Linked DNA regions of Homo sapiens: region 2 is linked to region 1. The links are chromatin contacts, found by Hi-C or POLR2A ChIA-PET in ENCODE. All regions are on one chromosome and are shown on one strand. Each heading gives the region's core, a stretch centred on a gene start or an enhancer-like site at or near the end of the contact. The rest is flanking DNA. Distances are from core to core; before and after follow the strand shown. Region 1 has its middle 17 kb from the start of LINC01934. Region 2 overlaps LINC01934 (long intergenic non-protein coding RNA 1934).

Region 1 (3,758 bases), core at 344-2,843:
ATACTGACTTGTGGTATTATTCATTCAATATTTCACATCTATGTGTTATCTTCACAACTGGGCTGTAGCCACCCAGAAATAGGGACTTTATTCATGCACATGGTGGGCACACAGTGATACCTGCTGAAAAAATAAAAAATTAGAAAAACTTGGATGACACACAACTCTAGTTTCTGGTATTGAGCAGAGACGAGCAAGGGTGGGCCTGGAAGTGAAATCTGAGGCATGTTACTTGAGTGAATTATCAGACTGGAGAAGAAAACTCCATGTACATTAGATATGAACTTCTTTCTTTCTTTTTTTTCCCATTATATTCTCAGAAGATGAACTAACGTAGAATTCTGGCAATGACTGGTTCTTTAAAAATAGCATATCATGTAAATAAATGAAAACTATAGTGCCCCTGAAGTTTTCAGAATCATTTCACCAAACATTGATTTTGCCACCAAATTACAAGTAAGCCAGATGCAAATAATTTATCAGTAGGAGCAATAAGAGAGATTATGTTATGACTATATTTTATTTGTCAGAAAAGTAACTAAGGTGTTGACTCTGAGATAGGGAATACACACACACACACACACACACACACACACATACATATATATATAGGTTTAGAAAACTATATGGTTCAAAATATGCCTATGATGCTCCTGATTCATATTTTAATGTATTAACTATTCCATAATTACTTAGAAAATTATGCTTCGATTCTGGTTAAAGATGGATTCTGCAAGAACATAGAAGCTTCTCATGCATACAGTATTTAAAATAGAATGAAATTAGCAATCTGTATCTTGAAATTATACATAACATTTAGCTTCATTTAAAATTAGAGTGCTAGAAGAAGCAGATTTCCATGGCATTTTCATTATGCAGAGAGGTAAACAGCAAATAAATAAGCCATACATGAATATGAAATTAACAGCATGATAATTGCTTTACTCCTAGAGTGTGTACAATATTAAATCCTCAAATAAACACTTACTTAACCTCATTCTCACGTGTGCCTATTGCTATCATCAAAAGCAGTATACCTAGAACTCAAACTAAGTCAAATTCCACGATGAGGTACAAAATCCTCAGAAATCATTGCCATGCCCTGGAAATTTCAGAGTGATTTCTTAGGAGTTCTAGTGCTGGTGGTATATTTGAAAACCAGTGAACACAAGAGAAAATTTAGAAATGAATTAAAAGAGTACATTTCACATATTATTATTATCTTGTTTATTCCATCATACTTAATTTCTTTGCTAATTCTTAAAAAGCTTCATCCAGATCATCCATATAGGCATTCCAGGGAAGTGCTTCCTTCCTGCTGAGACCACCTGCAAGCTCTCTCTCACTCTAACACAGACCCCTGCTGACTTGCTTTACAATATTTATGCAGGAAACTGTTAAACCTTATTTCTGTTGAATTGTTTCTTCTCTGCATAAGGCAGAAATGCTTTTCATAGTTTTCTTATGGCTCTTAACAACAACTAAAGCCTGTCTTGTGCTCTGGGCCCAGACTTGACCTAAATTTAACCCTAAGTAATGCTTTCTTCATCTTAGTCATAGCCTGAAAGTGACTCATTTATAAAGAGGCCACTGGTACAACTGGAGTTTTCCAGTAAGCAAGGGTTAAAAGGTCAGTAATAATGTTACTGCTACCCTTATGAGTATGCAACTGGTAGAGTTCAAAGTTATTTGGATATAACCTGACAAAAACATCTCATCATTTTCCACAGGGTACTTGAGAGTAAGATTCAGAAGGGATATATGGCTTGTGTACACATGAAACTGTCTTTCCTAGTCAGAGACATCAACCACTTCATTGGAAGCCAGCGACTAAAAAGTAAAATAAAATAAATTAAATTAAATTAAAATTAAAATTAAAATAAAACAATTATGAGATCCAAAGAAAGGAAAATCTTGTTGTCCCAAATAAGCACCTTTAAAAATAATTGTTTTACTGTTCTAGTGATGAAATTAGTATGTCTTTGTTGATCCACTTAAATTTGACTCAATGGGTAAATTTAAGCCTGAGGCTTTTATGCCATTATCAGAGGCTCTGTCAGTGAGTGCTTTAGCCTAATTACATTTGATGCAGCAAATCAACAAAACCACTGCTGGTATGACCTCTGCCAAGAGGACTAGCGAGCTAGACAAATGGAGCTTAAGATGTTATTAGTTGTTCTGTTGCAAAGTTCCTGATACATCCCGACAGGAGGCTGTTGCATGACTTGGGCATGCATCCTCCAGATGGCATTCTGCATTGGCTTGTGGCAAGGCTCACAGGGATACTGGCACATTTTCTCTGTCAAAATGAAAGTTTTCCAATTACAAGGAGATAATATGAGGAGATGCAAACTTAATCTCTTAAACAAAAGGTTGCAAGCTGTGTAATAGATATTTCAGGGGAGAGATTTCACTATAGTTCAATTGATTTAAACGTTGCAGATCACAAAATGTGCTATCTTTCCTAATAAAACCAAAGAATCAGCTGCAGTTGGTGCTATTTACTGGAACAGTGCTATAATGCTTTCATCATCTAAGAGATGCTTCTTTTAACAGTGTTCTTCCATGGAGTTGGAGTCTGTGCTCATTTTTTGTTTTTTTTCCTAATGTGTAAACAGGTACAAAGAAGCCATTTTGCTTTTAGTTAAACACCAAATGCCTTAAATGAAGTCTTCAAGTTTAATGTTAAAAGATACCAAATCATAGAATTTCATTAGGAAGACTACAAGTTAAATGGTAAGAAAGCCCTATTATCATCAAAACCTGTAAGACAACTTAGCTAAAATGCCAACAGTATTTTCTAACCCAGGGAATGCTAATAAAAATGGTATGTAGAACCCTCAATCCCTATGAGAATGAGGTGATATGCATCAACACTTATCCAAAAATAACTGACTCATCCAAGTAAATCAGTAAGTACCTTGTTGTAAGGTTACTTCTTAGAAAGATAGGGATTTTCAAGTTGACATAAAAATGCTAAGACAAAGCAGGGGAGCCCTCGTAGATCCGTTTCTACAAATCCAACAAGGACACTACATAAGTGTAGAACGTGTGCCAGCTCTGAGAAGAATGTTTTACAGGATAACTACAACCACACTCTTGTACTAAATGCATTAAACAGAATTTCAGCAGAGTTTAAGTGTTGAAATGATCATACAGTTCTAATGTAAGCAAAGATTCTTCAATATTGATACTGGATTACTTTCTTCTGTGGTTTAAAGAGAATTAACTGATCCAAAATTTCTAAGCACATATTCAGAATATTAAAAGAGAAAAGGTACATTTCCAAAAATTAAGGTAATTCATATACAGAAAAATATTTTTATCTCAAATTTCAAAACATTTAAAAAATATATTTTAGCCATTAAGATGAAGATCAATGTCACAAGGTTGTGCATAAACACTGAATTGCAGTCAATAAGGTAAAATCATAGTGGGCAGCTGCCTTTTGTCATTTCCATAGAAAGTAGCTAGGAAACTGTCATGTCTTTACTGAAAATTCAGTCAGCTAAATAAAGCAGGAGTATATATTCTAAGTAGTCTCAACTGCAACATTGTAAGATCTGTAAATCAGCCAGAAATATAAGCAAGGCCTTCGAATCTCTCCGAAAACTTAACAGATTCCTACCGAAGAGTTAACGTTTTCATGCAAGCAGCATTTTTAAAAAGCTTCAGCATCAACATAAAGTGGTCTATAACAGCTGTTGTAAAGCTCAACATCAATTTTATGTTGGCTCAACTACTAAACAGCAATCACA
Region 2 (3,758 bases), core at 905-3,404, 36 kb before region 1:
ACATCTGAAGGAACAAACGCTGGACACACCATCTTTAGGAACTGTAACACTCACCACAAGGGTCTATGGCTTCATTTTTGAAGTCAGCGAGACCAAGAACCCACCAATTTCGAACACAGTAGGGCTGGAATTGCGAGCTATACTTTCTGTCACTTAGCAGCGAAGAGCCTGTCCTAAGACTAGTAAGTAGCAGGACTAGGACTCCCTCCCAGGTCTCTGAGCTCATGTTCACTGCTATTATCTGTCACGTGTTCAGCGTCAGGGTTTTTTCTCTTTTCCCAAGTAGCAAAGGCTTTTCACAATTGTGTTGCAAAGACCACACCAGAAACAAGACATACAATACTTGATAACATTTTCTGCTTCACCGATGGAGGACTACAACAACATGTGAGGTTTTCTGGCCTTTAATTTCTTTGAAAAGGTCAAAACTGTTAAAAAGGAACTACTTACTGTATTTTGCTAAAAAACATAAACATTGCAACATTTCAGCTTTCAACTTAGAACATAGGAACATTGCCTCCTGCGATTTTGATTTTAGATAACCAACTGCAAATTCTGATACAACTCCTGGCTGACCTTATCAGTTTATATCTAGGGATGTTCTAATTAAAAATAAAATTGAATTCATTTCTTTATCATACTTTTATACAACCATAGATTTCCCAACTTCCTACCACAGTAGGAGGCACTGTGGCAACGTATCAATATAAACACAGTATGGAAAATTCTAAACCAAACCTGATGGGAAATGCACATGATACTATTATTTGGGCTATGAAAAAAAAAAAAACAACCTTGAGGAAGTCTTTTCTGATTTTATTTTCACTGCACTTTGCTATATGCTGGTAGAGTTTCAGTACATGTGAGCGCTGAGGCCCTCAAAGTAAAAATATGGAGGTCTTGAGGTCAGACCAGCTACCCTGCTGTCATTCATTTCCTGTGCTAAGGTTACACTGAAGATAGTTTTAAAGCTTTGATGTAAACAGAGCAAGATTAAAAAGAAAACTTGAAGAAAACAAACTTTCAGGAAAATAAAGGCCATAATTATTACATTAAAAACTCTGCCCTTTGTGCCTTAATATGACATATCACAAAAATGCCATTTTAATTGTTTTACCATATATTTAAATGTTTTGTATTTGTTGTTATTCCCAGCAGCTAACAATAAGAAAATAGCAACATTAAGGTCAGTTTATTGTTTACTAGAAATCATGATTCTAATGAGCTCTGAAGAAAATGTTAATCATAATTCTTTTGCAGTCTTGTAAAATAAATACTAATGCTTATGTATAAAGTATATATGAAGAAAATATGTATATGTGTGTGTATCTTGAATGGTGATTCTCTTTTTAAAATGATTTCATTTTTCTCTTTTCCATAGGAAAAACTGTTTAATCAATTTTACTAAAATTTCACAGCAGAACTCAAAACACATTGCAACAAAATATTTCAGCATATGCTGAGTAGTGCTCAGACCCTTTATATGCAGATATGTATTCCAGAAGAAGATGGCTCTATAAGTTTCATGCATTTAAAGGGCTTTGTCATAGAAAAGCCTTCGTGCTGGACCAAAGTCAGAGAATCTATAGGCTAGCCCTAACTTAGCCGTCTACTGTATGCTTGAGAGCTCTAACACTCACCTTCATATTATTAAAATGGATATAATTATGAAGTATTCAGAAGAATTAAATCCACTATATAAGTAAAAGCACTTAATAAACTGTAGAATAATAACACAAATGTAACATTCATATTATTAATACTACCTGGACTTTAATGCCAAGGTCAGTATTAAGATTCCAGTATATAGATGGAAATAACTCAAAAAAATCTTAAGTTAATTGTAAGAATAAGATAGGTTATCATTTTAATTTTTCTTTCATTATATTTTTGGAATTATAATGAAGATGATATTTTGAGGAGAGCAAAAAGTCTGCACTTATTCTTAAAGATAAGTGTTCCTCTCATACTTCTACTTATGACAAAACAAATTGTTCATTTCCTACTCCCACTTCCTAGACAAAACTCAAAAATGTTAATTTTTTAAAGAAGGCAGTGCAGCAACTCGATTTTAGAATCCTGTGAATCCTCAAATCCACCAATTACCTCTGTGACCACGAGTAAGTTACCTAACCTGTTTCAGTTTCTTCTTCTATGAAATGTAGATGACAATACTACGAACATCTCAGAAGACTGCTGAGAATATAAATGAGTTACACAGGTTTAGAACTTAGCATGTCTAACACAGAGTAATAACTCAATAAATGTTGTTACAGTATGACTACATATTTCCTCACATTGGCATTTTGGACATGCTGATCAACTCCCAATCTCTATTTGTGAAGACCAAAAAGGTTAGCATCCATCCCAGATTCGTCTTCTTTCATGTGTCAAGACACTTTCCATGTAGAGTCCATTCAGATGAAATTACAGCAATCCCCTCTTTCAAGTTCAATTTGTTTGCCAAAATCATCTGATCCAAGAAAACTCTAATACAATTAGGTAGCTTAATGGCCATAATTTCTAGTCTTAAATAATCACAGTAGACTTAGTAAAGATTTATTTCAAATTCTTGCCATATGATTTCATTTTTTTTCATTTATCTGAAGAAAAAAAGGTGTTTATAGAGCTGCTACCACATTGCAGGCATTATTTTAGGTGGTGGGATACAAAGTTAAGCAAAATCAAACAAACAAAAACTGAAAAACATAATCCCTGCCTTTGTGTAATAAGAAAGATAAATATTAAAGTAATTACACAAAATAAATGTAAATTTTCATCTATATTAAGTGATATAAAGGAGAAAAAGCCAGTGCTATGGGAATATAATTCTGTGGGAAAAAAACAAATTATGTTGGAGAGGGAAAGCTTCTCTGTGGAAGTGATAACTTAGTTAGTATTTGAAGAAACCATGAAACTAACAGAGTGAAAGCTACGAACAATCATGTTTAAAGTACAAGGAGCTACGTGTGGGTAACAGGGAGCATGGGGCTTTCAGGGCATGAAAAAGGGAAAGTGAGACTGGAGCTCAGAAAAGGGAAAGCATGGAGTGAATGAGATGAGGCTGGAAAAGGAAGCCAAGCCTTGTAAGCCATATTGAAGAGTTTGTCTTCTTTTCCTAAGGACAAAGGAACACCATTAAAGAATTTTAAGCATAGGTATATAGAAGAGAAGAAGGGGTTAATATAATCAAATATGAATTGTTCATGCAAACAACAATTTAGAGGGCGTCAGAGTACCTATGGAGAAACAAGCTGGGAGGTTGTTGCTGGAATTCAAGAAAGAGAAAGTGGAGGATTAGACTGAGCTAGAAATTTTGCTAGTGATGGAGGAAGAGCTTGGTTTTCTGCAAAATATACATTCTTCTCTTTCATTGCCCAGGCACATTTTTTATATAAAGACATTTCCCTTTTAAAACATCTAAAGAGTCAAAGCAAGGGGTAATCGTGGGTAAAAGGATCCCATATGCATTTGAAGTCATGAGGGAACAGTTAAAATGCCAGTTTCTAAATAATCAGTATTATTTTCCTCCAGGTAAAAGACCTTGTTTAGTATTAATATAAAACAACACTGAAAATGAACCAAAGGGAACAATTTTCATTGAAACACATTTTTATTTTGAAAATGTCATAGGTAAACACTCATGTATGAGAAATCAGGTCAAAGAGTAGTAATGCCTTTGACTTCAGGTTGAAAGAAAGGAAAACACATTCAGGAAGTTAAGAGAGTCACAGGCAACAGATCCTACAGTAACAATT

What was found. Hi-C counts contacts between places; a loop is a spot of excess contacts on that map. ChIA-PET counts read pairs that join two places held with the same protein, here RNA polymerase II (POLR2A). Pooled maps may share reads with other maps.
Region 2: a loop to region 1 is called in a map of CD4-positive, alpha-beta T cell, with 2.4 times the contacts of the local background. The contact joins two enhancer-like sites. A Hi-C loop is called at or near these places in 6 of 168 maps with a recorded cell type or tissue (CD4-positive, alpha-beta T cell, CD4-positive, alpha-beta memory T cell, CD8-positive, alpha-beta T cell and 2 more) and 11 of 50 pooled maps. POLR2A ChIA-PET finds 5 or more read pairs at or near these places in 11 of 52 experiments (CD4-positive, alpha-beta T cell, CD4-positive, alpha-beta memory T cell, CD8-positive, alpha-beta T cell and 7 more).

What each region holds. Positions count from the first base shown.
Region 1 is chr2:181,104,831-181,108,588 of GRCh38, reverse strand. No RefSeq gene overlaps it. Among named protein-coding and RNA genes, the nearest start is that of LINC01934, 17 kb to the left of the region's middle. RefSeq lists an enhancer at 1,113-1,614. Within about 2 kb of position 1,593, at least 5 of the 41 ENCODE cell types and tissues checked have a DNase peak (open chromatin) inside an H3K27ac peak, as active enhancers do; they include CD4-positive, alpha-beta T cell, where a contact is called at or near this core.
Region 2 is chr2:181,141,132-181,144,889 of GRCh38, reverse strand. All of the region lies in intron 1 of LINC01934 (long intergenic non-protein coding RNA 1934), which reads right to left. Among named protein-coding and RNA genes, the nearest start is that of LINC01934, 19 kb to the right of the region's middle. Within about 2 kb of position 2,154, at least 3 of the 41 ENCODE cell types and tissues checked have a DNase peak (open chromatin) inside an H3K27ac peak, as active enhancers do; they include CD4-positive, alpha-beta T cell, where a contact is called at or near this core.